Linked DNA regions of Mus musculus: all the other regions are linked to region 6. A link is a loop called in an ENCODE intact Hi-C map of the cell type or tissue named here. Cell type or tissue: left cerebral cortex. All regions are shown on one strand. Links, peaks and the distances in the headings refer to the core of each region. The heading gives the core; the rest is flanking DNA.

Region 1 (4,384 bases), core at 153-4,152, 52 kb before region 6:
GACGTTTCTAAGAGAGGACTGATAAACATCAAAACAAGCACCAACCCAGACACACAACAGTGATGCCCCAGAACAAGAGAAGAAAGGTCAGACAGCCAGAAAGAAGGAGGTCGAGAAGCAGTTCTTCTTCAAGTAGAGAGGTGAATGCCTGTGATATCAGCACTCTGAAAACAGACACCCTTTGGAAGAGGAAAGAATGACACTAAACAGTAGCCCAGAGTTCACAGCTCCCTTGTCACCTGGCTCCCTCTGGAGTCATCCAGAAAGCTTTCCAAAAGTACCAGAAATTGAGTCCCAGCCACAGCATAAGTCAGAATCTCTGCAGCTGAGCCCTGACAGTGGGATTGTTTTTTAAGGGTCTTACATGATTTGTATGCACAATTAGAGCAGAAATTTACAGACAGACAGGTCTAAAGAAACCCTGTTTGTTAGAGATGCTGTAAGGGACAATCTATTGGAGGTGGGGCCTTTCCATCTTAGAATTTAATAAATAACTGGTCCTCACCTCCTTGCTGTCCGTCAGCTGCATTTGTTGCTGTGGATCCAGAATCGAGCATGCTCACTTCCATGCTGTCCCCTTGTGTCATTTGCTAGCTGTAGATCATGATTATGGTCTTCCATCAATCTGAGCTCAGCCAGCCTTCCCCACTAGAGCAGCAAACAAGCCTCTTCTCAGGTCACCTTCACTTTGCCTCTCAGAGGTCTCGTGCTAAGAGGAAGCCCAAAGGGCCTTTGTTTTCTGCATAGCTGCCAAATCTGTGTGTCACTTCTTTTCCGTGATATCAAGATGTGGGTTTAGATCCAGGTATGGTAGGCAGTTCATGCCCATAATCTCAGCAGGCAGAGACAGGAAAAGCACTATGAGTTTGAAGCCAGCGTAAGTCACAGTTTCAGGTCAGCCTGGACTATGGGACGAGACTCTGGCTCAAAAACAAGAACCAACAGAGAGACTATTGAAGGAAGAGGAGAGAGAGGAGGAGAAGAAAAGGAGGAGGAGGAGGAGAATAAAGTTGCATAAAGACACATAGTGCTGCTACCTTTTCTGTTCGTACAGGGATCAGTACAATACAAAACAAACGAACAAACAAAAACAAAAACAAAAAAACAAAACCTCCAGATAGTCTTATCTTTACCCCCAACCCATAAATCTCACACCCAGGCAAGCATCATTTGCAATTTCCAATTCCATGAAATTCTTTAGGGTAACCCCCTCAACAAAAATTTTAGTTGAAAAAATCATCCCTGCTTGCCTTTTTCTTTTCCCTACATTGCTTAGCCCAGCCTAGCTCTCTATAGGTGGTTCTTCCACATCTGCCTCCTGAGTGCATGTTTCACACACTGCACAAACCCGCAGATTTAACAGCCACAGATGAGGTCATTAAAGCTATGGAATCTTCCGTGGACTTCCCCCACTTCTTGATTCCCGCAAACATTTCATCTCTCCCACACAGCACGTCAGACCCTAGCTAAGTTTCTGCAGCTGTGCCCAAAGAGACTCTGTGACTATAGACTCCCATTAGTGGCACAGAAAACCCACTAATTAATTAAATTAAATTAATTAAAGCCTAAGATTCATAGGACAGTGGTAGTAATAAAGCACTATCAATCCCCGCTCTTTGTAAAAGACAGAGTTACTAACAAGCTCACTATACAAAGGTTTCTGTAGCCAATTCATCTAAGTTGTTTTCAGCCTGAGTTGTTTTCAGGAGACAGTGAAAGAAGTAGAAGTAACTCTGCAATTCCTTCTTGGTGCTGGCACAGGCCTGAGGGCCACTAGGTGGCAATAGCGACCTAAAAACAAGCCCAATGCTCCTAGAGCCCAAACTGATAGAGTGAACTACCATGTAGCTGTCCAGCCTGGCTCACAGCCATAGCACAGGGTCCAATTAATTCACCCTCTTGATTGGCTATAGCCTCACTGTGATAGTAGTGAACTGAGGAAGGGGGCGCTATGCTATGCTTTGATTGCGGATAGGGTTCGTAGTGTAGCCCAGGCTGTCAAGGAAATTATCAGATAGCTCAGGCTGACCTCAAATTCAACTTAACCTTCCTTCCTTGCATCACTCCACTGGGATTACATGAGTAATCATATTTTAAAGACTGTTAACATATTTGCATGCCTCATGAAGGCACTGAAAACTAGGAAGCCCAACCATATACCCTTCTTTTAAATGTACACACAGAGTCCATATACTTCTATGTATAATATTCAAATATTTCCTCACATTGTTTCCTTTTTCTGTCCACTCTTCATTCTTGAAGGAAGAAGAGCAATGTCACCTTCTTCCTTAGTTACTCCAAGCAACAATGCTGGTCTGTCCAGTGACCACCCACAGTACATAGAGCCTCTACCGCATAGCTTCTTCTTCTCTTCCTATTCTATTCTTACGTATTGACTCCTTTTAAGTTCTATAGAGGAAAGCAAAGTGATCCCCTGCTTGTTTGAGCGTACACAGAGGTACCTAACACAGTGTCTTCCTCTTGATTTTACTTCTTCCAACTCAAAAAACTACACCATTGTCATTTTAATGTGAACAAATGATGGTTTGAAGGGACAAACATCTTATAGGCAATCACTAAAGGAACATATTTTATTAGTATAAATGTATGAAGATGTAAGCTAGCAATATCACTGTCTCATAGAAATGCCAAAGGGTTGATTACTTGGCCTTGTCTAAGTCCCAAAGTCAGACAGCTTAGGGACATAATCCCCCATCTTTAACAAGCTTTGTTGTCCTCAGTGGCAGGTCCACCACAGGCCCCCAAATGACAGTGTGCTGGTAGTGTCCTAAAATAATGGCTCAAGCCCAGTGCGAGCTAGATTTGTATCGGGTAAACAGAAACTTAAACTCAGCATTCCTCGGAAACCTCATAATGTGGGTTTCCGAGCACCAGGACCGTCACCACTTTCTCTCTTTATTCTCAGCCAGCAACTGCCATGGGCAAACTGCCAGCGGACCCAAACACCCAATCATCACTAACAGCTTTGATCCCTGCATCAGCTCAGAGACCCCCACCCTTCTGACTCCCATATAAAATTTGGTCATTTCCCCTCCAAGCTACCGCTCCCTACTCTCAGCTCAGCTAGGTAGTTTGTTCCCAACAAACTGTTTTTCTATCCAGCGAGTGGTCTAGTTCAGGGATTTTGCAGTGCTTGCTTACAGTGAACTTATCAGTTCACTGTAAAAATAAGCAAATATTAATAATGTGACCTAACTCAGGGAGATTTGCATTTGCCTTTTTAATAGTAAAAGAATCTACCATGATATCTATTCCCTTGAAAAAAATGTTCTAAATTCAGTGTTGGGACTCAGAACATGATATCCCCAAAGCATGGTGCTTTGACGTGCTGAATGGCCCCAGAAACAAGGTTTCCCTGACTTTCTCCTATCTCTTTGTCCTGCCTGACTTTCTTCGTACTAAGCAATTTATGGAGATCAGAAATAAGGGGCTGGGGCTCTAGTTCACATGGCAGAGTGTTTGCCCAGCATTCATGAAGCCTATCACTTGAGTACTAGTGACGTAGAGCCAGCATGATTAGGAAGGGGTTCAACATCAAACACAACTACATAGTTCAATTGGCAGCCATGCTTGGGAGGATGAGACAGAGATATAGAGATACAGACAGAGACAGAAAGACAGACAGGCAGAAATACACAGAGAGACAGAGAGAGATGGAGTGACAGAGAGAGACAGAGACAGAGACAGAGAGAGACAGAGAGAGACAGAGGGAAACAGAGACATGGAGACAAAGAGACAAAGAGATAGAGAGATAGAAACAGTGTAAAATCCAGAAACCCATCTTTCTTGAAATATGCCATTCCAGAGAGCCTTGCCCCATAGTAGAAAGAAGGGAACCTGACCTATTGAGCTTCACTCCTTAGCCTTTTGCCATTAAGTTACAGTTTATTTTTATTAAGTCAAATTTGTACATAGCTCTTTATTCTTCACCAAATCTGAGCACAAACATTCTTTCCCATAGGTCTTTGTCTCTGAAGGCCCCCATGTCATGTAAAATGTGGATTAAATTGTTATGTTTCTCCTGTTACCCTACCTTTTGTTATTGGGGGTATCCATTGTACCCTTGATGATTATTGAGGAACCTTCCTGCTCCCACAATAATAAGCTCTTAGCTACAGCATCCCTCCTTTTCCAGCAATATCATTTATCAAGGGGGTTACTCATAGTCAGCAATAAATAGAAAAATCTAGAAATAGAAAATGAATGTTTCAAATTATACACCAGTCTGAGTAACATAATAGAATTCTGTGCCACCCCCCATCTGTCCTTATCATGATAAGGATCACCTCTCTGACCAGCATATCCATGCTGTATATCTCACCTACCCATTAGCAGCTCAGTGGCCACCTTGATTTTCAGACTG
Region 2 (4,351 bases), core at 1-4,000, 220 kb after region 6:
GAGACAGAGACCGGAGAAAGGAGTGCACATTTGGTGTTTCTTTAGCAGTTGAGCTCTTTATTGGCTTTGGCTGTCTTGAAGTTTGGTCTCGATTTGCTTTGGCTCTTGCAGTGCCGGGGTAAAGGAAGTTAGATCACACAGCTTTGGCCTTGTGTGTGTTAGGCACGGATTTTACCATGCTGTTGCCCATAGCTAGGTGTCAATGTATCAACAGAAAGATTCAGTGAATCGCCTTGATAGTAACACTGCTGTCACCAAGAATTCCTTCTCTCTGTCCCTTTGCCCGTTGCCCTAACTGTTGGAAACCAGTGATCTATTCTTCTTCAAGAGCTTTGCCTTTTTGAGAAGGTCAAAAATATGAGACTGGCTTCCATAAGCTCGGTGTTCTGGATATTCATGCAGACTGTCCCAGGTATCAAGAGTGTGTCCCTTTTTTACTGGTTAGTAGAGGTCTCCGCATGGAGAGACTGCAGTAGTCATGATAATTGCTAAAGCATTCACATCGAAGCTTTTGTGTGGTTGTTCTAGAAGAGATACCCAAGAATGGGATTTCTGGTTCAGATGATAGTAATACATTTACTTCTGAAGGAAACTACCTGTTTACTGGCCTAGCGAGATATGTTTGTTGGTGCAATAGTGACATGAATATTATAGGGCTAACCAATCACTTTCTGACTGGATTTAAGGCCTGCTCCACAGGAGAAACCGATCTGGAGAGCTCATACATCCCAGGAGTGAATCTGCCACTATTTGCTAAATAGGTACAATATCAAAGTACATTCTAAGTAGCTATTTCTATACCCACAGGCAAGTGTAACTCTCAGGTCTCCTCAGACAAAAGTCCTTGTGTAGTGCATGGTTAATACAGAGATTCGCCACTGGCCAAAGTGCGAAGACACGTATGTGTGGAGCTCTCAGCCATACATGGGACATCTGTATTATACAACCACCCTGCCAAGGCTCAGGGAACGTAGAGAAAGAGGGAACAAAAACATTATTCAAAGAGCCAGAGATAGGAAAGGATCAGAGTGAAACTGTCTTTTAGACATAAGCACTGAACCTCTGAGTTTGTGGTGGCTGTGGTCAACCTTCCAGCATGGACCAGAGAGGAGCAGATGAGCCTCACCCCAGCTTAAGAGTGATCGGATAGCCATGGCCGACCAGAGGAGGGAGACTGAGTTTGTCTAGGAGTGTAGTTCCTGGTGGGTTGCCCATGCTCCAGTAGGAACGACATACAAATCAGACTCTGGTTATAAGAGGCAAACAGAAGGCAAGCTGGGAAGGGTTGTGGTGAATGTCCACCGGAGCTGAAGGTGCAGAGCGGGAGCCAAAGTTGCTCAAATACATTGTATGCATTTATGCAGTGCTGAAAAATTAATATATCTTTCATTGTGAAGATCAGTCTGGTTGCATAAAGGAATTCCTAGAGCATTGGATGTGTGGTCAAATGTTAAATCCATGTTGAGTGTATTGAGGGTATTTACAAAAGATCCACTGAAGGAGGGAACCCTATCCTCAATAGGGACAGTACCGTAAACCTGAGGTCAAGACCAAACAACGATGGGGAAAGGAGAAAGCGAATACTCCAACACCAGCATCTTCCTCTCTTTTTCCCATCCACCAATAGGTGAGCAACCCACCCCATGCCGCCAAGGACAAGGAGCTGGTTCTGCCACAGCGCCACCACACCGTGTAAGCCAAATAGAACCACCCCCTTCTTTACATTGCCTACTTGAGCAATGACGAGAGTGACTCAACACTGCCCAAATGACCTCCAAACTGGCCTTTTCTTTCTGCGTTCTCACAGTATCACACGTGAGTTCTCATTGTTCGTCTCTTACAGGTCAGCTCTGGAGAGATTGACTGCCTCTGTCTCGCTCTCCCCAAACACTGCTAGCGGAAGACTAGATGTAAGGTTGTTTATAAAGGATGTCATTTGCCACCCTCTCAGATCACAGATTGTAGTAAAATGCAACTTCAACTCAGTTCCTGTATGCTCATTGCCTTTTGGAGACAGGTGGCACAGCGCCCCACCCTTTTGACCTTTTTAGTTTTGGGGCAAATGTTAAAAAGAGGTAGTGTGCTTCCTTCGCTTCTTTTTGAAGCTGTTTGCTTTCTAGCTCCTCCACTTTTCCCGTACATGATAGCAGAACTTTACTGGCACTGCAGTGAGGCCCGTGGGAGTTTGACTGCAAGTCTTCCATATGGTGTGGATAGTCTGGAGTTTATCCCATGTGGGAAGAATACAGCCATTCTTCAAATATCTCTTTTGCACTGAATGCTTTATCCTCTTTCTTGATCTCTGATGAATCTGAGAATAGGAGTGTCGGACATTGCTTATCCCACAGTCGCTGAGCTGTGTTCTGTTTCTGTAGTTTCTTTCTTGAAATGGTTTTTGTGTTCTGAATGGGTAACTTTTCCTGATCTGTCTTCACGGTTATTGACTCTTGCTTCTTCTATACTGCTATTGAGTTCATTTGATATGCTTTTAAATTTTTTCTTATTGTCCTGAATTTTCATCTTTTTTAAAAAATAAAATTTTGATGTGCATACATGTGCTATTATGTGAGTTATCTGTAGGAGACCACAGGGACAGAAAAGGATGTCAGATCTGCTAGAACTGGAGTTACAAACCACTCTGAAGCCATCCTATAGGAACCAGTCCTGGGTTCTCTTGAAGAACAGTAGCTGTTAGCCACAGAGCAAGCTCAGCCCTAGTCTCCAATTTCTTTCATTAGTCTTTGTTGCAGGGTTATTTGTTACTGTGCAGTTGTGTGTTTTCATAGTGGCTACATCAAGATCTTTATTAGCTTACTCCAAAGCTCACGTGGTTACAGCACTTGTTCAACTCCCCTGGGATTTAAACTGGACGTTCTGGATATCATATATTAGGTCCTAAGTCCTCTAAAACTCTGTGGTGAAGTCAGCCGTTCTGTTCTCAGAAGCAAGCAACGTGGTGAAGGGCAGGGTGTGAGTGCTTGTCTGTCCCTTCTGTACACTGGTCAAAGACCGCAGGTCTGGCCCCGTGTAGTTTGTTCTACTTAGTCTGGAACTTGGGGAGTTGGATAGGGCTTTTTTAGTTTGCTAAGTAGGATCAACATCAAAGCATTAATGAGTTGAAGGTGATCCTTGGAGTTCATAAATTACTCACATGGTTCTTCTGGGCTCTGTGCCCCTCAGTCTCGCCCTACCCCACGGTACCCTGGGCTCCCTTTCCCCATCCCCAGCCAGGAGCCTGGCAGTCTTACTACTCTTCAGTTCATCATCTCCTGAGTGGGACTGCACCCTCACCTATGCAGGAGAGAGATTAGTTGTCTTTTTGAAGCCATAGCTTTTCCAATAAAAACTAAAATCTGCTCTTTCCAGGAGTTGACACTTCTGTTGGTTTCCGTAGCTGCTGGCTATCAGCCACCACAGTGCTGTGTCCGACAAGTCTCAAGCTAACAGATGTGTTAACTTAGCCTTCTGGAGTCTTCCTAAGCCAGTGCGACCTTTATACTAATTACTCGTCAGGGGAAGTAACATGACATAGAGAATTCCTGTAAAGTCGAACATGGTGAGCTAGCTCACTGCCTAGGGTGAGGACGTAAGGCTATCAGATTGTCCCTAATTTACTTAAAAATTTAGATGATCACATTTCTAAAAGTTAAAAAAAAAATGGCAAGACCAAAGTGTGGACACTTTGCCCCTTCCTAGAAATGGGAACAAAACACCCATGGAAGGAGTTACAGAGACAAAATTTGGAGCTGTGACGAAAGGATGGACCATCTAGTGATTGCCATATCCAGGGATCCATCCCATAATCAGCTTCCAAACGCTGACACCATTGCATACACTAGCAAGATTTTGCTGTAAGGACCTAGATATAGCTGTCTCTTGTGAGACTATGCCGGGGCCTAGCAAACACAGAAGTGGATGCTCACAGTCAGCTATTGGATGGGTCACACGGACCCCAATGGAGGAGCTAGAGAAAGTACCCAAGGAGCTAAAGGGAACTGCAACCCTATATGTGGAACAACAATATGAACTAACCAGTACCCCGGAGCTCTTGTCTCTAGCTGCGTATGTATCAAAAGATGGCCTAGTCAGCCATCACTGGAAAAAGAGGCCCATTGGACTTGCAAACTTTATATGCCCCAGTACAGGGGAACGCCAGGGCCAAAAAGGGGGAGTGGGTGGGTAGGGGGTTGGGGGGGTGGGTATGGGGGACTTTTGGGATAGCATTGGAAATGTAAACGAGGAAAATACCTAATTAAAAAAAATGGCAAAGTTGTAATTATAATTGCCATGAAACTGTATTTATGCTTATATAGAAATATGATTCTATTTATATAATGTTACACTTTAAAAG
Region 3 (4,384 bases), core at 189-4,188, 56 kb after region 6:
CAATCAAAACTTAAACTTCAGTGTATTCAACATATTCAACATATTCAACGAACTGCAGGTAAAAAAATTTTTTTCCAAAATATAGGATACTTGAGGCCACAGAGACAGTTATTATTAATTGAATCTTCTTTCTTTCTTTCTTTCTTTCTTTCTTTCTTTCTTTCTTTCTTTCTTTCTTTCTTTCTTTCTTTCTCTCTCTCTCTCTCTCTCTCTCTCTCTCTCTCTCTCTCTCTTTCTTTCTTCTTCGCTGATTGTTTTTGGTCATGGAACAGCATAAACTTGGCTAGAAACCAATTCTTAAATGTTGCTACTTAAGTCTACTGCTGGCCCTACGGCTGTGTAGTACCACAGAGAGAGAAAGCACATTCCTTCCTACAGATTCTAGAGGTTCATGGGTTCCATAAGAACAGAAGCTAGTCTCTGGCTTTGGGGAGTGGGAGGGCTGTGGGCCTAAGAAGAGCCTCCCTTGGGCTACCTTATCTTCTTGGCATCTAGGAAGTGGGACAAGAAAACTCCTAAATATTGTCTCTTTGTTCTTAGGTTGGAATTTCTGCGGCAATAGTGGGAGTCTGGCTCAGAAGACTCCTATAGGTTTTATCTTCAATTGAGTCATGGGCTGAATATGCACAAAATATGTTTGACAACTACTTGAGATTTGGTGTTATAACTTGTTGCTTAGACCCAGACAGATAATTCCAGGTTTTCAGAAATTATCTTTCCTGAATCCTCTCTTTCAGAATGATAATTTCAATAAAATAGTGATTACTGGGTTTTGAAATTGGTCATGTTTCTAGGATAAATGGCTCCAAGTAAAATCAGAAAGTTAAAAAGGATCACAAAGCTCACATTTAAAAATTACTTAATTGGGCTTTGGAAATGGCACAGTGCATAAAAAATGTCTGCTGCCAAGACTGAAGGTCTGAGTTCAATCCCAGGTTCCACATAGAGGACAGAGAGAATTGGTTCTCTCAAGTTGTTCTAAGCCTCCTCACAGCCTCTCTCCATAAATAACCACAATTAAAAAAATATCAACAAACTGTTTAGTTTTTAAAGTTTTAAAGTTTAGTGAAAATAATTTGAAATTTAGCTAAAATGAATTTTATTTTTGTAAATGCCTTGCAAAGAAATGAATTGACCGCACATCAAAATTATCCAGACCCAAAGTCTATACAACATAATGAACCTATGTACACATTTACAATTGGCATAAAACCTTTCTAGTTAAAATCTTTATAAAAGATTAGAAACATTAAAAGGTGAGAATCGAGTTCATTAGTGATGACCTTTCTCCTCATAAGTATGAAATGCAGCTCAAAGGCAAACGTTTTGTTTTGACTATTGTTCATTTTTATTTAAAAATAAATTCTATTCACAATAGTTAAAAGAAAACAAAACCCACTTTGTACAGAGAGTGCCAGAACTTCTATTAAGAAATTCACAAAGACATTAGGAATAATATTGTGATAACATTTTACTAAAAAAAAAAAAAAAAAAAAAAAAAAGGAATTCTCAGAATCTGTAAATCTGGAGGAAACACGCAACTGGAAAATGGGATGATCAGGAGCCTAACAGACACATGCGATATGCAATACAAAGATGGGGGTTGGAGTGGTACAGACCTGTAACACTGGTACTTGGAAGATAGAGGCAGGAAAATCCTGAATTCAAGCTCATCCTCTGATCCATAGTGAGCTTAAGGCTGACTTCTTAGGAGAAATGAATAAGGGAAAAAAAGAGTTGATCATCTCATTCTTAGACCCAGCTAAGCTTTGGTTTAGCCCTTCTCCTCTGTGAGTACAGCGTTTCCACTCCTAAGTGAATTGATAAGAAGGCAAATGGGATAAAACTAGAAAGAGACTGACTACCTGTGCTTAGAAAGGCCACTGGAAGTATCACAGAAACACAGAACCAAGAGCCAGCAACCCAGGCATCATTTGCTAAGGAAGTGGAGTGTAGTCTTCAAATAGAACAAAACAGGACAAGTGATTGTGGTCACTGAGGTTGGAGAACAAACAATCCTATGTAAAATAAATTAAGGATGCTCCAAAGGAAATAAAACTTAACACACACAAATCCAGATGTTCCATATGTCCAAACCAAGCCAATGAAAAGGACTCCCTAAAACCTACTTAAAATAGAATGTAAAACGCCACGTTGTCAGTCCACAGTGTTCTACTCCTCTTAAAAAAAAAAAAAAAAAAAAGAATAAAAAGCTAGATGATATGCCTGTGGTGGCAAAGACCATTGTTGGTGAGCAGGGGTGGGGGTCGTATTGAAATAATTACATCAGCATGCGGACGCTGGAAAATTTCTTCTCCCATAATCAGATCAGATGGCGCTTCCTGTTTCGCATTTCTAGTACACGTTGTCTTGTACACAATAGTAGTGGGAAACAATAGTTTGGCACGAGGTCAGGGCATACTAAGAAACGCTCTGGCCCTTGAAAGGTTTGGATGAGTCAGCCCCAAACGACAAAGATTTCAATGACGACAAGCAAGCCTGAGATGGTGGCTGGGCAGTGGTGGCCCAGGGAATGTGCTGCAGGAAGCAGATACGGCCTGACGTCCATCTTTCCCCAGCCTCCAAGTCCTTGGCCACTGACTAATATTTTTGTCTACACTTAAGTGTATGCTTGTGTCTGACTAACCTGGCTTGATTGTTTATGGGGATTGGTTTGTTTGAAGAACAAAACTGCAATAGGGAAAAATACCGTGTCCACAGTGCCACCTCAGTTACTTCTCTTGTCTTCCATCCTTCCCGAGCTCCGAACAGTCTAAACAGACAAGAAGAGCGATCGCTGTCTGATGTGACTTACAGTAAATCCTACGCCCACTCACAAACAGCTCCTTGCAATGTTCAGGAGACAAAGCTCTTGAGCCTGGAATCCATCCATCTCTTGTCTTCTCTGATGCCTCAGTGGGACTTTTAGTACATGACGCTGGCAAGCTACCCTGGGCCTGGGTAGAAATGTTCATCCAGTCATCGCAATGGCTTCTCTGTATTACTCTGCCGCTCTGTTCAAGAATACATATGAAAAGAACATTCTGAAGTGGGCTAGATGAGGGGTCGTTTAGCTTTTGTCCACGGTACTGTCGCAGAGTTGCTTAAGAATCCAGGGACTATTCCAGAGAGTGTAGGGACAAAGTTAGGAGGGTTAGCATCTGGGGTGAGAAGTTGAAAACACAGAAATCGACAAAGGGCAAGGATGGATGTGAGAGGGAGTGGCTCGGAAGATGTAGGACTGAGAAGGCGGGGGGCGGGGGGTGTCTTTTCTCCCACGAAAAAAGCTGGTCTCCAAGCCCGCCCCTTTGTTAGAAGTAATAAAGTCTTAGTCACTTGAAAAATTCTACAAATATTAAAACTTTAGTTTGAAATTCCAAACAAAATTGGAAAATACAGAGCAAATAGAAAAGCAATTTCTAATTCTCTCCAGAAAGAAGCATTGTTTTGACAATTTATTAAAGCCATCTGAATACCTCTGTCTGAAGACATGCCCATTCTGGCTCATACATGTAACTTTACCAAAACAGACATATATACACACAAAGTTCAGCAAGCTGTTGTTGTTGTTGTTGTTGTTTTTTAATCAGTCACTGCCAGCTATTTCAATCAATGTATATCTACAAAATGAATCTTTAAAGATTTATTTGATTTTTAAAATTTTATTAGATAATTTCTTTATTTACATTTCAAATGCTATCCCAAAAGTTCCCTATACCCTCCTCCTGCCCTGCACCCCTACCCACCCACTCCCACTTCTAGGCCCTGGTGTTCCCCTGTACTGGGGCATATAAAGTTTGCAAGACCTAGGGGCCTCTCTTTCCAATGATGGCCGACTAGGCCATCTTCTGCTACATATGCAGCTAGAGACATGAGCTCTGGGGGTACTGGTTAGTTCATATTGTTGTTCCACCTATAGGGTTGCAGACCCTTTCAGCTCCTTGGGTGCTTTCTCTAGCTTCTCCATTGGGGGCCCTGTGTTCCATCTTATAGATGACTGTGAGCATCCACTTCTGTATTTATCAGGCACTGGAATAGCCTCATATGAGACAGCTATATCAGGGTCCCTTCAGCAAAATCTTGCTGGCATATGCAATAGTGTCTGGGTTTGGTGGCTGATTATGGGATGGATCCCCAGGTGGGGTAGTCTCTGAATGGTCCATCCTTTTGTCTTAGCTCCAAACTTTGTCTCTGTAACTCCTTCCATGGGTATTTTGTTCCCTATTCTAAGGAGGAATGAAGTCTGCCTTCTTCTTGATTTTCTTGTGTTTTGCAAATTGTATCTTGGGTATTCTAAGTTTCTGGGCTAATATGCACTTATCAGTGAGTGCATATCTATACGTGTGTGTACTGAATGGGGGCACGTGCCCATGGCCGCAGAGTC
Region 4 (4,384 bases), core at 105-4,104, 170 kb after region 6:
GATACTATTTTTAGGGTGTATCTTTACTAGTCCTCCCTGGTTTCTGTGAAGACACATTTGAAGGGAACAAGATGGGAAGCTAACAGAGTAATAGAGCTAGGATCTGAACCAACACAGTGATAGTCAGTATGGTTTCTGACAGAGAAGACCTGGCAGTACGTGTGGGGGTGACTAATATCTGGGTTGGGGGAATGTCAAACCTACCCGATACAGAGTCAGATACCACGCAGGTAAAGAAGGTGATGAATCCAGCTCTGGATGTATAGAACTGGATAGGTTTCCGGATTATCAGGTTTGATTCCCAGCACTCACATGGTGGCTTATAAACATCTGTAACTCCAGTTCCAGAGATTTTGGTACCGTCTTCTGACCTCCATGGGCACAGGAACACATATGGTACACAGACATACAGACAGGGAAAACATTCACACACATAAAATAATCTAAAAAGAACTTTGAAAACCATTTCTCTAGATTTTTTTTTGGGCGGGGGCGGGGTTCAAGACTCACTCTGTAGACCAGGCTGGCCTCAAACTCAGAAACCTGCCTGCATCTGCCTCCCGAGTGCTGGGATTAAAGGTGTGCACCTCCACTGCCCGGCTAGACAAGTTTTAAAATGCTTATCTGTTATTAGCCTATCTTATTTGTTATCACTCAAAATCTTTTGTACATTTTTCCACATTGAGTTGTTTTCTTGTTCCATTTAAGAATCCATTAGATTTGAATTCATCTTCAGTTTATTATTAATTTGTTTGTGTGTGGGGGGGTGTGGGGGTGTGTGTGGGTGTGCCAGCCTGTGGTGGTCAGGGGAGACCTCTGTGGAGTTGTTTTTCTTCCACCTTTAACTGGGTTCCAGGATTAAACTCAGGTTGTCAGACTTGCGTGACAAGTTCCTTTACCAGCATCTTGATAGCCTTCCTTTGGTTTGTTTGCTCTGTTGACAAGTCTTTTGTCAAATTTCTGGTTTGCAAACATTTTCTCTCAGTGTACGACTTCAGTCTTTTGAAGGGAGTTTTTATTATTAAAGTATGACTTTTTTTCCTCTCTCTTTGCAACATGCCTTTTATAGCATACCTGAGAAATCTCTCCCTGGATAGGTCAGATTTTCTTTTCTTTTCTTTTTTTTTTTTCTTCTGTTATAATTTTAGGTCTTTCCATTTACACCATGATCTATTTTGAGGTGTATGTATTTTAATATGGTGCAAAGAATAAATCAATTTAGTGGGAACAGGGAGAATCAGGTCTTCGTGCACCCTTGGAGGAAAAGGCTAGACTTAAGAAAAATCTGAAAGGCCATTACATTGTGCCAAGAGAAGCAATGAACTGTCTTCCCAACTTGGATAAAGTTACCAGTGAATTTAGGAAGAGCATCTGCAGTGTAAACTTTTCGCTTACTGGAGCTGCGTGTAACCAATCTTTAAGAATCTCTGCAACAACCGCTGAGAGGTTTAAAGCACTTTCCTTTTTGTTATGCGCTTCCCGCCATAGAACTACTTTCTTTTTTAAAATTATCCTTTGGTTAGCATACTAAGTAATGGGCTTCATTATGGCATTTTTCATCCGTATATGTCATCACATTCGTATTTAGTCATCCCTTGAGCACTCTTAAAAGGTCACTCTCCACCGAGGGTGACTAAGGCAGATTCCCTTGAGGCATTCTGGTATCAGATCCCAGGGACAAACCCCTAGAAGGAGTCACAGCCCCCCCCCCCCCCCTGGGAACTTAACAACCACACTCAGCAGGGCAAGCCAACCTGTCCCCTCACCAGGGTGACTTCTGGTTAAATTGCGACAGATCTACAGAGCGGGAATTCAAAGCTGAGCAAACGCGGGGTCGGTCAGGGAAGTCCCTCCGGTTGTTCCTGCCAGTGTGCGTCTGGAGGGCGATTGGGAGCTATCGTCATCAGCCCGGACGCCCTTTGGGGATGTTTGAGTCCTGGCTTGCCGGGAGCGTGGGCACGCTGGGTCCTTTCCAGGCGCACAGCTGGACCCATTCCTGACCCTTGACCTCTGCCCGGGAGTCAGCGAGTCCTGGAGGGCCTTGCGGGGGGTATGCGATCGCTCTATAGCTCGTTCCTGGAGCGGTCTGTCATCTCCGCCTCCTGCCAGTCGTAAAGTGCTGTGAAGGGCTCTGCGCTTTACGGCGCCGTTAGGTGAGACCCGGAAGCTCTGTCTCTGATGGGCACATGGTTTGGGGACTGCAATTATTAAAAGGCTGCAGTGAGACTTTGAGGGACGTCAGCGAATCACCTCCGAGTCTCTAAGCGGGTAATCGGATCACACTTTTAAAAACAGTCATTCCATTATTTTCTAAGAGTATGCAGGAGTGTCGGACGCACGCAGGGTGCCACCTTGGTTTTTATGTTCATCCCTAGACTTTAGGTCCCCGGTGTTAGCTGACGTTTTTCTGTTGTTCACTTCGCTCTGCAGTCTCCCCATCCCTGGAGTTCGGAATGCTTTACTTGATCGGCTTGGGCCTGGGAGATGCCAAGGACATCACAGTCAAGGGCCTGGAAGTTGTGAGACGATGCAGTCGCGTGTATCTGGAAGCCTACACCTCAGTCCTGACTGTAGGGAAGGAAGCCCTGGTACGTGATTAAAGTCCCCAGGCCTCTGGGGAAGACATCTAGCTAGCGTCCGATTCTCCTACCCTAGACTGCACAGACTCTAAGCGTCTGCTTTTTTTTTTTTTTTTTAAGCCCCTGTAAAACACACACCCTGTCCATTAAGATCTACTTCATACTCAGTGACTTGGGAAATGAAACGGTAGTTTGTCCTACTTTACAAGTCTAATTTTGTGCCTTTCTCCAGTAAATAAAAAAAAAAAAGTTATTTTACACTCTTGGGGATAGTTATCAAATCCGTTATTTCATGAGCTAGCCAGACATCCTTTCCGAGTTGAGTGCTAATGAGGTGCTGACACAGGCTTAATGAGTTGCTTATACATTCAGCAAGCGATCTGAAAGCTTCCGTCTTTGAAGTAGTTCCATAGGGAACAGCGATCTCATTTTTTTTTGTCTGCAACATAGCCAAAGAGACCTTACATGTACTCTCCCAGGAAGGCTGTCATTCCCACATGTACATATAGAGTGACTAAGTAACCAGAGGATGTATTAGTGCATTATATACCTTAAACAGGGTAAATATGTAAATAATAGTTACAACAAGAAGGGTCAGTTTCTGCTTGATTGTCAAACTTAAAGTGAACCCTATATTGAGATAAGATGCTGATGTGTTGTTAGAGGAGGAGAGGAAGGTTTTTTTGTTTTGTTTTGTTTTTTTAAATTGTCAAGTCTTCCATATAAAAGTGTGGGCCAGAGAACTTCCGGTCATATCTCTCAGATTCACAACTCAGAATTTTGAAGGTTTCAGGGTTATGTTAAAAATCTTGAATCCTAAATAGGCTTCTTCTTAAGTTGGTCATGAATTAGAAAAAAAAAAAAAAAAGTAGTGTTTAATGGTCAGTTTGACTTGCTGGCCACACTTGTCGGTGTTTATACTTACTTCAAGATGATAGAAATATGTCTTGGATCAGTGATCAGAAACTATAATGGACCTAAAACCATTTGAGAAAATAGATAACTGGCAGGTTAATCGAATAGAATATTAAACACAGCCAGGGCTACACAGAGAAACCCTGTCTCTAAAACAAAAACAAAAACCAAAAACAAACAAAAAGGGAAGACAGGCAGTCGTGGCACACACCTTTAATCCCAGCACTTGGGAGGCAGAGGCAGGCAGGTTTCTGAGTTCAAGGCCAGCCTGGTCTACAGAGTAAGTTCCAGGACAGACAGGGCTACACAGAGAAATCCTGTCTCAACCCCCCACCCCCAAAAAAGCAAAAAACAAAAGAATATTAGACAATAGCTTAGAGCAAAATTGGGACATAACTTGTTTTGCCTTGTGACATGTCCCTGGACAATTCCTTTACATTTAATTTCTTATAAATTGAGGTCAGGATGTGTTTGCCTTCTAGGCTCTTAGAACAGTGTCCATCACAAAAGTTTTCAGACATTTTAGCTGCTAGCAGATATATTTCCAAATTTCTAAATGCTAGTTTCTCCATTTGTCAAAGAAAAAATAACCAATTGAAAGTTATATAGTATTTATTAAGGTGTATGTGAAAATGCTTTATAAATTATAAGTGTTAGTAAATATTAATTTTTCAAGGTTTTCCCCTAAGCATAAATGTAATTATTAGGGGTCTGGGCTTACCTTACCTATAAGTAAATTTTGTGTAGTTTTTTTAAGGTACCAGAATATCTGTTATTTCATAGTGATAAGTGTTGATATTTTTGGAACATTTATTTTGCTGTTTTGTTTATTTTCCTGACAGTGCTTGGAATTGAACCCAAGGTCTCTCAACATGCTCCACAATTGCTTT
Region 5 (4,384 bases), core at 104-4,103, 260 kb after region 6:
CTCTAAATCTGCCTTGAAAATGAGTATTTCCCTCAGTATGATAAAAAATAAATGTATTATTTAAAACTTCTTATACAAAACAGGAGGACATTCTTTTATGTACATCTACATGACTGTTTTTGTTTTTCATAAGTACAAAATACAAGAAGGATGAGGACTGGAAGACTTCACAAACAGATAATAGTAATAAAGAAGTCTAGGAGGCTTCAGAAGCTGCCTGAGACAACGCGCACTGCTGTGTCCTCCCGGGTCCTCCCACCGAGCGTGGCGCTGGCTCCCTTTTATTCAAGTGGTGAACACAATCGCACTAAGTCAATGGGATCATTTAGAGCTTGCAGTGACACATCCAATTTCCTCCGCTTTCTACTTCCTTCCAATGCCAGCTTTCTCGTGGGAGGAGAAGGGGGCGACCCACTGTAAACTGCACCCGAGATCCATTTCCGGGAACTAATATTCTCTCTCTGCAGCTTCCACTCCGGCTCCTCACTGAGAAACAAAAGTCACCACAGTACAAACCAGTGTTGCCCAGAAATTCTCACTCCCCATTGCTTGGGGCCAGAAAATGTTGGGAGAAAACCAACTGTGGGAAGTGACCTCCACTGTCAAAGGGAAAACTGAGTCTGTCTAGATGAGAAAGGACAGAGCAGGTTTCCACAACACACTTTACCTGGACAATACGGCACAGAAAACATGGAGAGATTGGAAAGAAAAATGCTTTTTAGTTTTTCTTGCTGTATAACCCAGGCTGGTCTCAGAGTGGAAGTCTGCTCCCTCAGCCTCCCAGGTGCTAGGACCATGGCGCCTGTCACCATGCCCAGAGTCTACAGGCTCAATAATATACCAGAAGGTCAGTCTTGTGAGTGGAGTGGAACCCCATCTATGCCCCTACTGATGAGCATGGCGTTCCTTATAAAAGCACAGGTTTTACAGGAAAGGCAATACTGAGTTGGTACTTGAGATAAGGTTTAAGATTTCTCAGGTAGACTTATGGGAGATGGGGGCAGGGGGCTGGCTCCTCACTTTTCTTTCTACTTTTACCTCACTGTTCACTCCAATGCACACACACCTCCCAACCGTTTGAGTATCAGAGGCACATTCTTGGTCAATGAAGAGCTGAGCACTTGGCCTTTTTTGATCTGCCACCTCTATCGCTTTCTCTCTTTACTCCTGGTTTAGGTATCCATGTAGAGCACCCATCCTTTAGTCACTATACAATGCTCTTTTCTTCCACCTCACTGATTATAACTCAGACCTTAGATGTCAATTTTAAGCATATCACATCTATTTTTATTTTATGTGTATGAGTGCCCTACCTGCATACCTGCATGTAAGCACCTGAGTGTGTGTGTGTGTGTGTGTGTGTGTGTGTGTGTGTGCGCACGCGCATGTGTGTGCAGAGTATAATTTGTGCTGGCTAACAACTCCTAAGCAGGGGGCTCATCAGTTAATTTCCCTCTCTTATAATCCCTGCCTTGCTCCCTGTCACAGTAGCACTCATCTGGCAAGACTGCACATCTAGTAAACCCAATTCTTTTTACCACTGTATAACATTTACCAAGCAGCTAAGCAAGACACGAGGAAACACACACCCATATTAGTTGTTTTTATACTAAACTCATGACCACAAACCTCAAAGTGGGTCCTGGGTGCTGCCCGGCAATCATGCTTTCCACTTTACAGTGAAAGGCTCTGAAGGGGGTTGACTGCGGCTCTGCCCCCTCCCCCGACTGTCTCTCGATGCTCTTTGACCAGGTTTTCCTTCTCACCACCCTCCCCAGTGTCTGCTGTAAGTGACCAATCATCGAAGAGCATTTGCTGGGTTGTTCATTCCTTCCTGTTGGAGAGCTTTCTTTGGAGGGCCTCAAGTGTGTTCATGGCTCTCCTGTCTTGCTGCACCGTGCTGTGCGTGTCCTATTATCTCCTCTGATACCTATATGCTTTACTGACTCCCCAGTGGGGGTAAGGGATTGGCTATGTGATCAACCCAGCCCAGTAGGTACCACAGGGTTTGCTGAATGAATGACCTTCAGATACACTGTAGTTATTCACTGTCTCAAAGAGGTAAGATTTTAATAGCTGCATCATACATTTCAATAACTAATTGTATTATAATCAGATTGCCTCCATTTCTCAATATGTCAAGTATACGGAAACTAAAGGGTTTTGGGAATTGAACAGTAGGTCATAAGAATAAAAAGGAGTTGCACTTATGATAACTGACTGAGGCTGCTCAATGTACCATATTAAAAAGGGAGCTGCGGCTAAGCCAGTTTCTGCAGGACAGAGCCACAGACTATGGGATACTTCCAAGGAGAAGGAAGGAGTGGCGAGGTGGCACTGCGTCAGCTGACCGCTAGACTGTGACTTTATCCAGCTCTGTGTTAGCTGAGTGATGACAGTAATGCCGTATCTACACACCCACCGCCTACTGGGAACCTCCACATGAGTACATAACATAGCATCTGAGGCCAGCAGTGCGCAGAACACATCTGCTCATCTACAGTGCCTTCAAACGGGAGGGAAGTACCAGTCCTCTCTCAGTGAGAACACCATCCGTCCTGGGTGAGAGCTTTAGGCATTGCCATGGCTCCCTGTCACTCGGCCCTGACCCACACATTCACAGCCATGAGCAAATCTCATCAGGTCTACCCCATTTTCTGGCTTTATTCAAGTCTCTCCATTGCTGGATTGGACCTAGCTACTATGGCCTCTCCCTTGGTCCATTATGGAATCTTCTAGATGCTTTACTTGTTTAAACTTGTACCTCTGCGTTAAGATAGCTTCTTTCTTTTTATCTTTCTTCCTTTCTTTTATTTTACTCAATTTATTTATTAGAATCAGGGTCTTACTATGTAGCTCTGTGTAGCTTAGTACTTGCTATGTAAACCAAGTTGACCTCAAACTCACAGAAATCTGCTTGCTTCTGCCTCTTACGTGCTGGGATTACAGGTACCACCATGCCCAGTTAAAAACTATTTTTAAAAAATCAAATCAGGCTGGGCAGTGGTGGCACATGCCTTTAATCCCAGCACTTGGGAGACAGAGGCAGGTGGATTTCTGAGTTCAAGGCCAGCGTGGTCTACAGAGTGAGTTCCAAGATATCCAGGGCCACACAGAGAAACCCTGTCTCGGGAAAAAAAAAAAAAAAACCAACAACAACAAAAAAACAACCAACAACAACAATAACAAAAAACAACAACAAAATCAAATCAGGAGGTTGGAAAGATGGCTTTGTGGCCAAGAGCACTTATTGCTCAGTTCCCAGCATCCATCTGGTGGCTCACGCTATCTTAAAATTCCAGTTCCAGGAGGTCCAACAAACTCTTTAGACCTCAACAAGGCACTAGGCATACATGCAGGTAAAACATGATGTGGTACTCAGGCATACATACAGGTAAAACATGGTACACAAATATACATGCTGGTAAAACACTCACTTACATAAAATAAAATAAAGTTTAAAAATACGAATCAGGGTAGGAGGATATAGACGAGTGGCAGTGCCTGCCAAGCACGCCCAGGCTTTGGCATGGTCCCCAGCACCGCAAACAAAATATATAGACCAAGGGTCACTCTACGATGGTTTCCCACTGCACATGAAATTAAATCCAACATCCAAGTCCTGTAATTTTCCCTGGTATATTTCTTCAATTTCACCCAAACCACTCTTCTCTTCCTCCCTGTGCCTCAGCCACGCTGGCCCCCTTTAGGACAGCTGGGTTGTTTCGGTTTTTTTTTTTTTTTAAACCAACTGGTCCCTAGGCTGGAAAGCTCTCAGTGACTAATAGTTAGGTCTGCAGACTTCCCTTATCATTCAGTCTCAGCTGACAGCTCAGTGACCAGCATCAAGTCTTACCTTAGCTCTGCATAATATAAATAATCATATCAGAGGCAACATTCATTTATTGATTTGATTATCTCTCTCCTATGGTAAGATAAAATCAAAATAGTAGGGATCTTAGAGCCAAAAGAAGCTACTTGTGGAAGATGGTATATAATTTTTAAAAAATGTATTAGACATTGTGGCAAGATAAATTCATTGTGTGCGCATGAATTTATCTATTATTTATTTTTTGTTTGTATAAGAAATGAGTAAGAAGATAACAAGGAAAACAATTCAAGTTGGAAATAGAAAATCTATAACTCTTTAGGGTGAAAAAGCCTAAGTTTTTCCACCTCCAATCTGAAGTGTGCCAGTTCCTTTGCTGGGAGGACCCTATGGTCACTTTATCATAGCAGGACACCAATTTGCCCCACAGAGCTCTAGAGAAACATAAGCAGACTCGGGACAGAGGGCTAAATGCTTTGGAAGGGGGCTTTGGTAGAAGGTGCTCCAGGGAAACTCCACACAGTGTGGAGGGCAAATCAGGAAATGTTCCCCGAA
Region 6 (4,384 bases), core at 160-4,159:
TTTGTTTGTTTGTTTGTTTGTTTTTTGCTTTTCCCGTATCATCTAAGATTCTGCCCAGTATAATTCAAATAAAGTAGACTTCGTTATTCTTTGTTACTCTTCATTCACAACCATTGTGGTTGTAATGGGAATAAGGAACATGTGACAAAAAAGGAACACATTTTCATCTTAAAGATGGCCTACCAAATTCCCAACAACTTGACCCAGTTTACATGGAAACTTTGGCCTCAGCAAATAGCCTTCCCAGCAAATAGCTTGCTCACTATAATCAAGAAATAGACCCCTCCACAACCTCCTTCTGATGAACAAAAGTCAGGCAGTTACGATATAAAGAAGGGGTGGTAAGGGGAGACAGGGTGAGAAGAAACCGGAGGGTGGGGACATGTACACCACCCAACCAAGCTAAAGGGCACATACTCACTTTGACATTACAGTGAGAGATCACAACACTTTCTCTTGGGACCTTAGTCTTTGAGGAGGGACCAGATGAGCCCTCTGGGAGCTTGACAATGCTAGACCTTTGGCTCAGTGCAAAATCAAAGCTCCAGGGTACGGGGGAGGGGGGGGCAGGAAACCCACTGCAGGCCAGACCTGATCTCCACCCTTCCCAGTGCATTGTTCACAATTACTACCTACCTACATCATGGTATCACCAGGCCGCACATTCTCCCTTCCCTCCCTCTCTCAGGCTCCCAGTTGCTCCTTCCTTGCAGCAGTGGAGAGCGAGAGACATTTTTGAAATGCTGGGGTAGTGGGTGATCAAGTCAGAATGCTTCCCTCAGTATCAACAGCTTCTTCAGGCTTTAGGAAGAAGAATTGACGTTTCCAGACGACATAATGGTCTCTGGGTTGTCCCCATCGTCCTTCTGGGGGTGAGAGGAGTTGTCTGATTTGCTGCGGCTAAATTCCATGCCTGGGATGATGGGCCTCTTGAATTTGCCAGCAGAGTCTCCGTTGGGGCATTTGCAACAAGATACGATCCGGATGAAGGCCCGGCGCATCTCCTTGTTGGTCAGAGTGTAGATGATGGGGTTGGTACCTGAGTTCAGCACAGCCAGAACCAGGAAGTACTCTGCTTTGTACAGGATGTCACAGGTCTTCGCCTTGCAGCCCACATCTAACAGTAGTAGGATGAAGAGAGGGGCCCAGCAGGCAATGAAGACACTCAGGACAATGATCACCGTCTTCAGCAAGGCCAGAGACTTCTCAGAACTGCGACTGGCCTTGGAGATGTTCTTGCGGAAGGTCAGGCGGCGGCTTCGAGTCCTGACCAAGGAGTAGATCCTGCAGTAGAGGATGACGATGGAAAGCAGGAGCAGAGTGAAGACGGTGGTGCAGAAGAGAATATAGTGCTTGTGGTAGAGCGGGAGCACGGTGGAGCAGCTAGACAGCGAGCTGATGCAGTTCCAGCCCATGATGGGCAGGCCCCCCAGGATGAGGGAGATGACCCAGCAGGCGCTGATCAGCAGAAAGGAGCGCGAGCTGTTGCTCCCGTTGTGTAGTTTCATCTTCAGCATGGTGATGTAGCGCTCAATGGCGATGGCAAGGAGGCTGAAGACTGATGCAGAGAGAGCCACAAACATACTCCCTTCCCGCAGAAACCACTGGGCAGGTGTGAGCTTGTAAGTGGTGGCCCCAGACAACAGCAGGTTAGCTGTGTAAGCCACGCCTGCTAATAGGTCCGAGAGGGCTAGGTTGCCTATGAAATAGTACATGGGCCGGTGGAACTTCTTGGTTTTCCAAATAGTTAGCAAGACAAATATATTCTCTAGGATGATGAAGCAGCAGATGAGAATGAACACCACTGAAGTCAGTTTAATGCCATGGTCCTTCTCCGCCCCGATGTTCAACTTGCCTGTGTAGTTGTAATGCCGGACTATGATATCATAGTTCCCATAGTCAGAGACTGAGCTGCGGAGAGCTTTAACCTCCGGGATGCTAGTGGACACCATAGCTGCTAATTGTGTCCCCAGGAGCCTGGGGTGGTATTTCTCCAGGCAAACGCTAGAGGGCGAGGTTGAGTGAGCCTTCAGTTACAGCAAAGCCAGGTCAGCGAGCAATCCAATGCTTTTTTCTTTTATGGAGCTTTTCCTTGGCTGGAGAGGCCTCCGAGAAACAGCAGCCTTAAACAAGTTACAAAGAAAAGAATCAGGGAAAATGCCCAGCACACTAGCATAATTCATTCTAGCCAAGGCATTGCTCCAACTTTGTTGATGATTTGTTTTAAGGATACAGGACACAGGGAGGATTTTTTTTAACTCAAATGGTCATTTCTATTAACAAAACAAAAATAAACAAACAAAAGAGAAATGAAGTTAGAAAGAGAGGTAGAAAAAACAATTTACCCAGACTCTGAGGAGACAAAACCTTCCCTTGGGTCACTAAATCCACCAAGATGGAAATGAGAGCCACCCATTCTAGTTTTCGAGCCCACGCCATTTCCACTGGCATTGCCACGTTCAGTGTCCAGCCCTGAGATTCCTTCAAGCGAAAATCGACTGCTTGCTCACAGAAGGCACCAACTGCCCATTCTGGGTGCAGGGCAGACATGCATACCCCAACACACACACACACACACACACACACACACACCTCGAAGAGACCAGCCCACCTTCTCATTACCATGCCAAAAAAAAAGTAGCTTTGTAGGAGGTCATTTGACAAGTAAGCCGTTTTCTGGGCTCTATTAATAACTCCCTAGGAGCAGGTGTGCTGAGGGTCCGATGGTCAGAGGGTAAAGCGAGGTGTGGTGTGGGCCGCCAGGCCTTGAAGTAAACAGGAAAGCTTGGCGCCTCCGTGAAGCAACTGCCTATTCTTCTTTTTAAAACTTCTGTCTTTACTCCTCCGCCTCACCCAACCGCCCCACAAGTTCATTTATTACGTTTAAAGGTATTCACGGAGAACCCCTCCTAAGAGATTGCAGCAAATCCTAGACGTTTCTCCATGAACTGATTGCTTAAGAAAGTTTTAACTTTAGCCAACGCTTACTTGCACACACACACACACGAAAGTCACCCTGCTAGCGATAACGAAGCACGCCACTTTGTTTTAACTTCAGGTACATTAATTTCCAGAAACACATACTGCTAAGTTTGCATGGGCACTTTTAACTTCCTCCGCTCCCCACACCCCCAACATTGCCTCCTCTCAACAGAACTAGCAATCCCTAAAGGGCACACAGCACTACTTAAGTTGGACACACAGCACTAAATAAGTACTCTAAAGTCTGCACAGTAATTGATCAACTCTATAACAAATGAGGGGGGAGGGGACCCTAGAGACATTGTAGTCATTTCTGTGACAAAAGCTTACGAAACTCAACATTTCTCCACTCTTATCGCTACAGTCCATTCTCAGGCAATGGAAATTATTGGCGTGGTGCCTGATAATTTTGTCTACAGGATTTCAAAAAAAAAAAAATAATAATAATAAGCGTCTTCCCTTTTCTCCGTTCTAATGAATCACAGCTTCTCTAGCATGCCCTCCCCCAGTCGTTTCTATAATTTGGAAATTAATCTTTTTTTTTTTCTAACTTCATAAACTCCGTGCCCCAAGAAGAAGTCAGTCAAGAAGGACTCCATAGCATCTTGGTGATGCCCGGGTTCGTTTTGCTTTGTTTTTTCTCAAAGTTTTTGTTTGTTTCGTTTGTGTTTAAAGGTTCGTTCTTGACACCTGGACGCCCCATAGCCGGAGCCTGCGAGGCTCACAACCCCCTACCTCGCTCAAGCCGGACGAAGCTGCGTCCGCAGGACTCTGGGTCTACACCGCGCGATCCGCATCTTGCTGCTGTCGGCGACTGACGGCGACCAGCTCACTCGCAAAGTTCCCTGAGCTGGGGTCCCCTCCCTCCTCAGCGGTGCACTCCAATGGCCAGCCCTGCCTGCGCTGCCCGCACCACTTTTGCAAGACGAAGTCTCTGAGCGCCCCGCCGAGGCTGGGTGGCTCCTCTAGGAAGGGACTGGGAGGGGTTAATGCTTTTAACTCCTCCGCCCTCTGCCAGCGGCAGGGGGCCCCTCAGGGTCTGGGCTGCTAAGAAGCAGCCTCCCAGAAAGATCTGGGGCAGAGTGACTAAAATAAAACCAAATGAATAGGAGCCCCTCCGCCCCAACCAGCAGAGAGAAGGGAAGAGAAGGGGCGGAGCCTGGCAGCTCCTAAATTCTAATTCACACAGCTTCCCGCAGTCCCCAGCGCGGGACGGACTCTGAAACTAGGCATGGGGATCCCTGGGAAAACTTTTCTTCGTTAAAAATCTTAGAGGACAGAGGACAAGCCTGCACTTGGTAGAGGAGCTTTCTGGTCCCAGACCCCACAGCCCTGAGGATCCGTGTAGCCCGAGTGGTCCGGTGCCCTGGGGGCCACTTCCACGCGGTCAGGGGAAACCCGA
Region 7 (4,384 bases), core at 306-4,305, 65 kb after region 6:
GGCTGAATAAGGCACGACCTGATTTGGATTCTCAGAACCACTGCTGGAAGAACAGAGCTGACTCCCAGAACTTTATTCTATGACCTTCACAGAAGTGCCATGGCATATGTGTGCCCATCATACAGATCAAGGAGAATGAGTAAAGGGAAAAGAGGGGAAGGAGGAGGAGAAGGAGGAGGAGGAGGAGGAGGAGGACGACGACGACGACGACGACAAGATGATTTCAAGATGTGTTTTCTTTTATATGGAGAAAATATGAGATAAATTTCAGAGCCAGCAACCTCCTTTGTGCTGTCTGGATAAACCAAGGGCATTTGAATGCCTTTACCAACATATATATTAATTGAGCATCAAAAAAGGTTGCCACTGTATTAGTTAATGAAAAGTATCAATAGTTAATCACAGCCACTCTCCTCCCCTGACATTCTCTGTGCACCTGGCAGATTGCTTTCTGGCTGACCAAATGTTGCCTCTCTGGAGCTGTAGCCCAAGGACAAGGTTGAGAGATCCACCCACGTCTCACTAGTAAACATAGAAAGACGATTGCTCCCTTTGCCTGATTAATAGGATCACTCGTCTACACTGAATGAGTCCCACTTTTGAGGACTCCTTCAGAGCCACAAAGTACCTCATACCTCACAGTCTCAGAGGACACAGAGTAAATGTCAACCCATCCGGTAACCTTTCCTCAGCTTTGGTATGAAGATACTGGGTAGTAAATGTCATCAGAAGAGATAAACATGATTATCTTCAAGGTACAGATTGATTTACTATATGCTCGGTAAGGAATTTTTCAGTCATTATAAATAAATTACTTTACCATTATAAATAAAATTATTTTACTAGTCGTATAGCATTGATTAGACACAAAAATGTTGAAGGGTCAATCAAAATGAAATTTGAAGTAATAAGAAGAAAATACAGTAAAGTCTTCAAGAGCTATTGTGTTCCGTGTCAAAATCTTCCGGTGGATGAACTGCTGGCTGCTATTTTAACTAAAAATAAACCATCAATTCACCAAACAGAGCTGCACACTGCTTATCCAATTCTTAGGATCCCTTCCCTTAAACCGCCTCATTTAAAATCTTTAATTCTATCTAGACTTATTCATTTAACAGCTTGGGTTTTCTGATTTCTTTCTTGCGTTTCCCACTGCATCCACACTTAGCCAATTCCCCTTTTGCGACAATGCTCTGTCCAGGATCAATCTCACAACAGGAACACCACCGAGGGGAAGGTAGGAGTGTCTGCCACTTAAACTCTTCAAAATATGTAGATAAGGACAAAAGTCCCCCGAGGGCTTCTAAAGGTGGCACTGCCAAGGGAAGTGCCTCTCAGAGTCCAAGTGCTTCTCAGAACAAGGAGGACTCAAAGCAGCAGGGAGGACTCTTGCCAATGAGATCCTTTCGAGAGAACAAGCACAGAGGTCCAGCGGGGTGGGCTGTGCTTTTGCGTGCTTTCTTATACCTTGTGTGTGCAGACTATCCATCTATGACAAGTTCATATTTTGGGAAAGATCATGTCAACTTCCCTTAACAGAGAACAAGTTATATTTATATGAACATTACTCAAGTTCTATAGTATCTCAATAGTGCTTTCAGTCAGCAATGAGTACGTGTGTGTGTGTGTGGGGGGATATATGCTAGTACTATAGACATTTTCAATACGTTTTTAATTTTTTTTACCTTTGTATATGTGCATGCATGACATACACATGCTGAGAGAGGATCAGAAGACTACCCTGCGTGCTGGTCTTGCCTTCCCTCTTATTTGAGACAGAATCTCTTTGTTGTTTTCCTGCTGTGGATGCCAGGTCAGCTGGCTCATGGACATCCTGGGTTTGTTTGTTTGTTTGTTTGTTTGTTGTTTTGTGTTGTTTTGTTTTGTTTGTCCTTGCCTTCCATCAACCATAGAAACCCTGGATTATAGACACCCATACTGCAGCACCTGGCTTTCACATGGGTTCTGGGGATTCAAACTCTGATACTCACATTTGCATGCAAGCACTTTTGTCCACAAAACAATCTCCACAACCCATTATCCATATTTAACAGAAGTTTGGAGAGGACCGTAGCATCACCAGAGAAAACATCCAGGGCTTGCCATCCCCACGTCTCATTACTTAGAGGGAGTGATGGCTCCATCCTGGAGCAGAGGCACCTCTCCAGTCAGAATAATCACTCTGTAGATACTGCCTGTGGTCTACCTACTGCCTGGGTATCAGAGCAGCCTCGGGGACAGTGTACTTCAGCTGAGCAGGGGCTGGGATGTGCCAGGAGTTGGCGAAACACTGGGACCTCAGCTTCTCACTGAGGAGTTCCCAGCACAAGGACTGTGAGAGGAGGGAGAGAAAAGTGTCCCTCCCTCCTCACCGAGTCAGCCACCGACACAGTTCAAAGTATCTTTTGATGAAAGATCACTGAGTGGCTCTGTGTATGTGACACAATACAATTTAAAATTTTGAAGCAATTTAAATAATTTAAGAAAATTTTTATTTAAAAACTAGAAAACTGTAGTAGGTCATTTGCCTAGCATATGCAATCCCCTGAGTTTAGCAACACACACACTCACACATATGCACATAAACACACACATAAGCACACACACACAAGCAAGCACATGTGCACACACATGCACACACATGCATACACACATGCACACACACACCATTGCACTTTTCAGTACCGTCTCTTTATGCACATGAATAAGACCTTTCAGGATCTGCATCAATAACAAGAAAAGCTAGGGCTGAGTGTGTTGGGATAGACCTTGCCAGGTGACTGTGGAGCAGAATCTAGAAGAAATGTAACAACTATGATCCTGGCACTTGAGAGGCTGAAGCAGGAGGGTTATAACTTGGAGACCACTGGGACTATATAGAAAGACTCTTTCAAAATTAAATGGACAAAGGAAAAGTTATTGACTTTATGGATGATGAACCTGCCTCCTTCCTGCAGTGAACAATAAATATCCATGAATGGATAGTAGAAATGCAAAAAATGTCAAAACAACAGGGGAAACCAAAAAGTCCAATTCACCATGCAGTTTCTTCATTTATATGCTGTTATAAAAAAAAATCTATTTCACCATTACCCTGAGAGTTGTTAAGCATATAGATTTTGTCTCGTGTGTGTGTGTGTGTGTGTGTGTGTGTGTGTGTGTGTGTGTGTGTGTTGGGTGACCTTTAAATGAATAATAATGGCAGTAGTAACTGATTCCAAAAGAAGTTTGGGTATCATGATTACAGGAAATTGGTTGAAGTATTAATTTACGTAACTGTTTTTGTACGAGGGAAGCATGATGGGATTATCATACACACGGTTCAAAGATAAGTGCAGAATAAAGTTCCATGGGAAATAGAAATGAAAACCCGGACGAAATGTAGATATCTATTAAACAGAGCGTAGCATTTGCCTTTTAAATTAAACTTGATTTTCTAACTCTGAAATGGGTCATGGGAGTACCATATTGCTGTGGTATTTAGACTATATGTTAATATAGAAAAGCAATATAGCTACTTTGTTAAGTAAATACTTACAACATGAAGGAAATCTATCACCAAAATTACAATTAAAATATTTGACAATTTGTAAGGGGTATTACAAACATTTTCAAATCTCTATGGACTGCATAAGAGTGGGAATTGTTAAAGAACAGGCTAAAGAGAGATGGCTCGGTAGCTAAGAGTGTGTTGCCAGCGCCCACACGAGTGCACTCCACACTGCCTGTAACTTCAACTCCAGGAGGTCTAGCTCCCTCTTCTGACCTCCAGCCCCTCATCCCTGTGCAAGTGCACACACAAAATTAAAAATGAAAATGAAACCTTTAAAGATCGCTGATCACTATGCTACGGAAACACCTCACTGTCTTTATTATTTGTGTAAGAAATGCAGATATTTGGGGGGCCAGGAAATGGCTATGTTCAGTGGATGAGAGCTTATACAGCACTCCCAAGGCCCTGAGAGGCAGAGCAACGGGAGGAGCAGAGAACAGTAAAATGATCTCTAAAACTTACAGACAGCATCAGAAAACAAGCTATGAACATTAGAATCATGGCAAATGATCAATAAGGCAAGTAAAACAGCCTGGAATATTCGTTCCTCGATCAAGATCTCTACAGTCCTAATCCCCTACTCTAGCTCCATTGTATAGCCTGTCAGTGCCTGTGCACATGGGACATAAATGTGAGAATCTGAAGTGACCTTGACCTGAATCCTCGACCCCAAATATAACTCACCTAGCTGATGTGCCATTGACATCACAGTGTTCCAGGAATTGTTATTAAAGACTAATTAGGAAGTCAGTTGCCCTAATGGAATCACATAGACCTAAATAACAAAACAAAACAAAACCGAAAACTTAAAAAACAGCCTGACATCAGACA

Evidence for each region. Peaks named below come from ENCODE experiments on the same cell type or tissue, not always from the same donor. Only the 100,000 strongest peaks of a DNase experiment are listed, where the experiment ranks them.
Region 1: it touches region 6 in a loop (4-fold over the local background); 16 of 42 quality-filtered maps call a loop at or near these places.
Region 2: it touches region 6 in a loop (2.0-fold over the local background); 8 of 42 quality-filtered maps call a loop at or near these places.
Region 3: a loop joins it to region 6, with 2.9 times the contacts of the local background. A loop is called at or near these places in 14 of 42 quality-filtered maps.
Region 4: it touches region 6 in a loop (9-fold over the local background); 28 of 42 quality-filtered maps call a loop at or near these places.
Region 5: it touches region 6 in a loop (4-fold over the local background); 15 of 42 quality-filtered maps call a loop at or near these places.
Region 7: a loop joins it to region 6, with 2.3 times the contacts of the local background. A loop is called at or near these places in 9 of 42 quality-filtered maps.

What each region holds. Positions count from the first base shown.
Region 1 is chr3:115,659,438-115,663,821 of GRCm38, forward strand. No RefSeq gene overlaps it. Among named protein-coding and RNA genes, the nearest start is that of Gm40124, 20 kb to the left of the region's middle. In left cerebral cortex, for the core only: a CTCF peak has its summit at 1,776 (motif pointing right); a DNase peak (open chromatin) is centred at 1,789.
Region 2 is chr3:115,931,812-115,936,162 of GRCm38, forward strand. It overlaps a transcript of Dph5 not described here. Among named protein-coding and RNA genes, the nearest start is that of Dph5, 46 kb to the left of the region's middle. In left cerebral cortex, for the core only: no CTCF peak of the experiment used is centred there; DNase peaks (open chromatin) are centred at 2,186 and 2,727.
Region 3 is chr3:115,766,551-115,770,934 of GRCm38, forward strand. No RefSeq gene overlaps it. Among named protein-coding and RNA genes, the nearest start is that of S1pr1, 54 kb to the left of the region's middle. In left cerebral cortex, for the core only: no CTCF peak of the experiment used is centred there; a DNase peak (open chromatin) is centred at 2,333; H3K27ac peaks cover 2,022 bases.
Region 4 is chr3:115,886,010-115,890,393 of GRCm38, forward strand. Dph5 (diphthamide biosynthesis 5) reads left to right here and starts at 2,174. Exons shown (of 8, transcript NM_027193.2): 1 at 2,174-2,268; 2 at 2,431-2,588. The coding sequence starts at 2,454. A930005H10Rik (RIKEN cDNA A930005H10 gene) reads right to left here and starts at 2,121. Exons shown (of 2, transcript NR_015487.1): 1 at 1,755-2,121. In left cerebral cortex, for the core only: no CTCF peak of the experiment used is centred there; a DNase peak (open chromatin) is centred at 2,113; H3K4me3 peaks cover 2,154 bases; H3K27ac peaks cover 1,422 bases.
Region 5 is chr3:115,972,758-115,977,141 of GRCm38, forward strand. The region is part of intron 8 of Slc30a7 (solute carrier family 30 (zinc transporter), member 7); the gene reads right to left. Among named protein-coding and RNA genes, the nearest start is that of Mir669n, 5.0 kb to the right of the region's middle. In left cerebral cortex, for the core only: no CTCF peak of the experiment used is centred there; DNase peaks (open chromatin) are centred at 2,459, 3,331 and 3,494.
Region 6 is chr3:115,710,992-115,715,375 of GRCm38, forward strand. It overlaps S1pr1 (sphingosine-1-phosphate receptor 1), which reads right to left and starts at 4,064. Exons shown (of 2, transcript NM_007901.5): 1 at 3,718-4,064; 2 at 1-2,123. The coding sequence starts at 1,952. The coding sequence ends at 804. In left cerebral cortex, for the core only: CTCF peaks have their summits at 1,995 and 3,998; DNase peaks (open chromatin) are centred at 1,467, 2,028, 2,543, 3,151 and 1 more place; H3K4me3 peaks cover 4,000 bases; H3K27ac peaks cover 3,456 bases.
Region 7 is chr3:115,775,503-115,779,886 of GRCm38, forward strand. No RefSeq gene overlaps it. Among named protein-coding and RNA genes, the nearest start is that of S1pr1, 63 kb to the left of the region's middle. In left cerebral cortex, for the core only: no CTCF peak of the experiment used is centred there; no DNase peak of the experiment used is centred there; H3K27ac peaks cover 324 bases.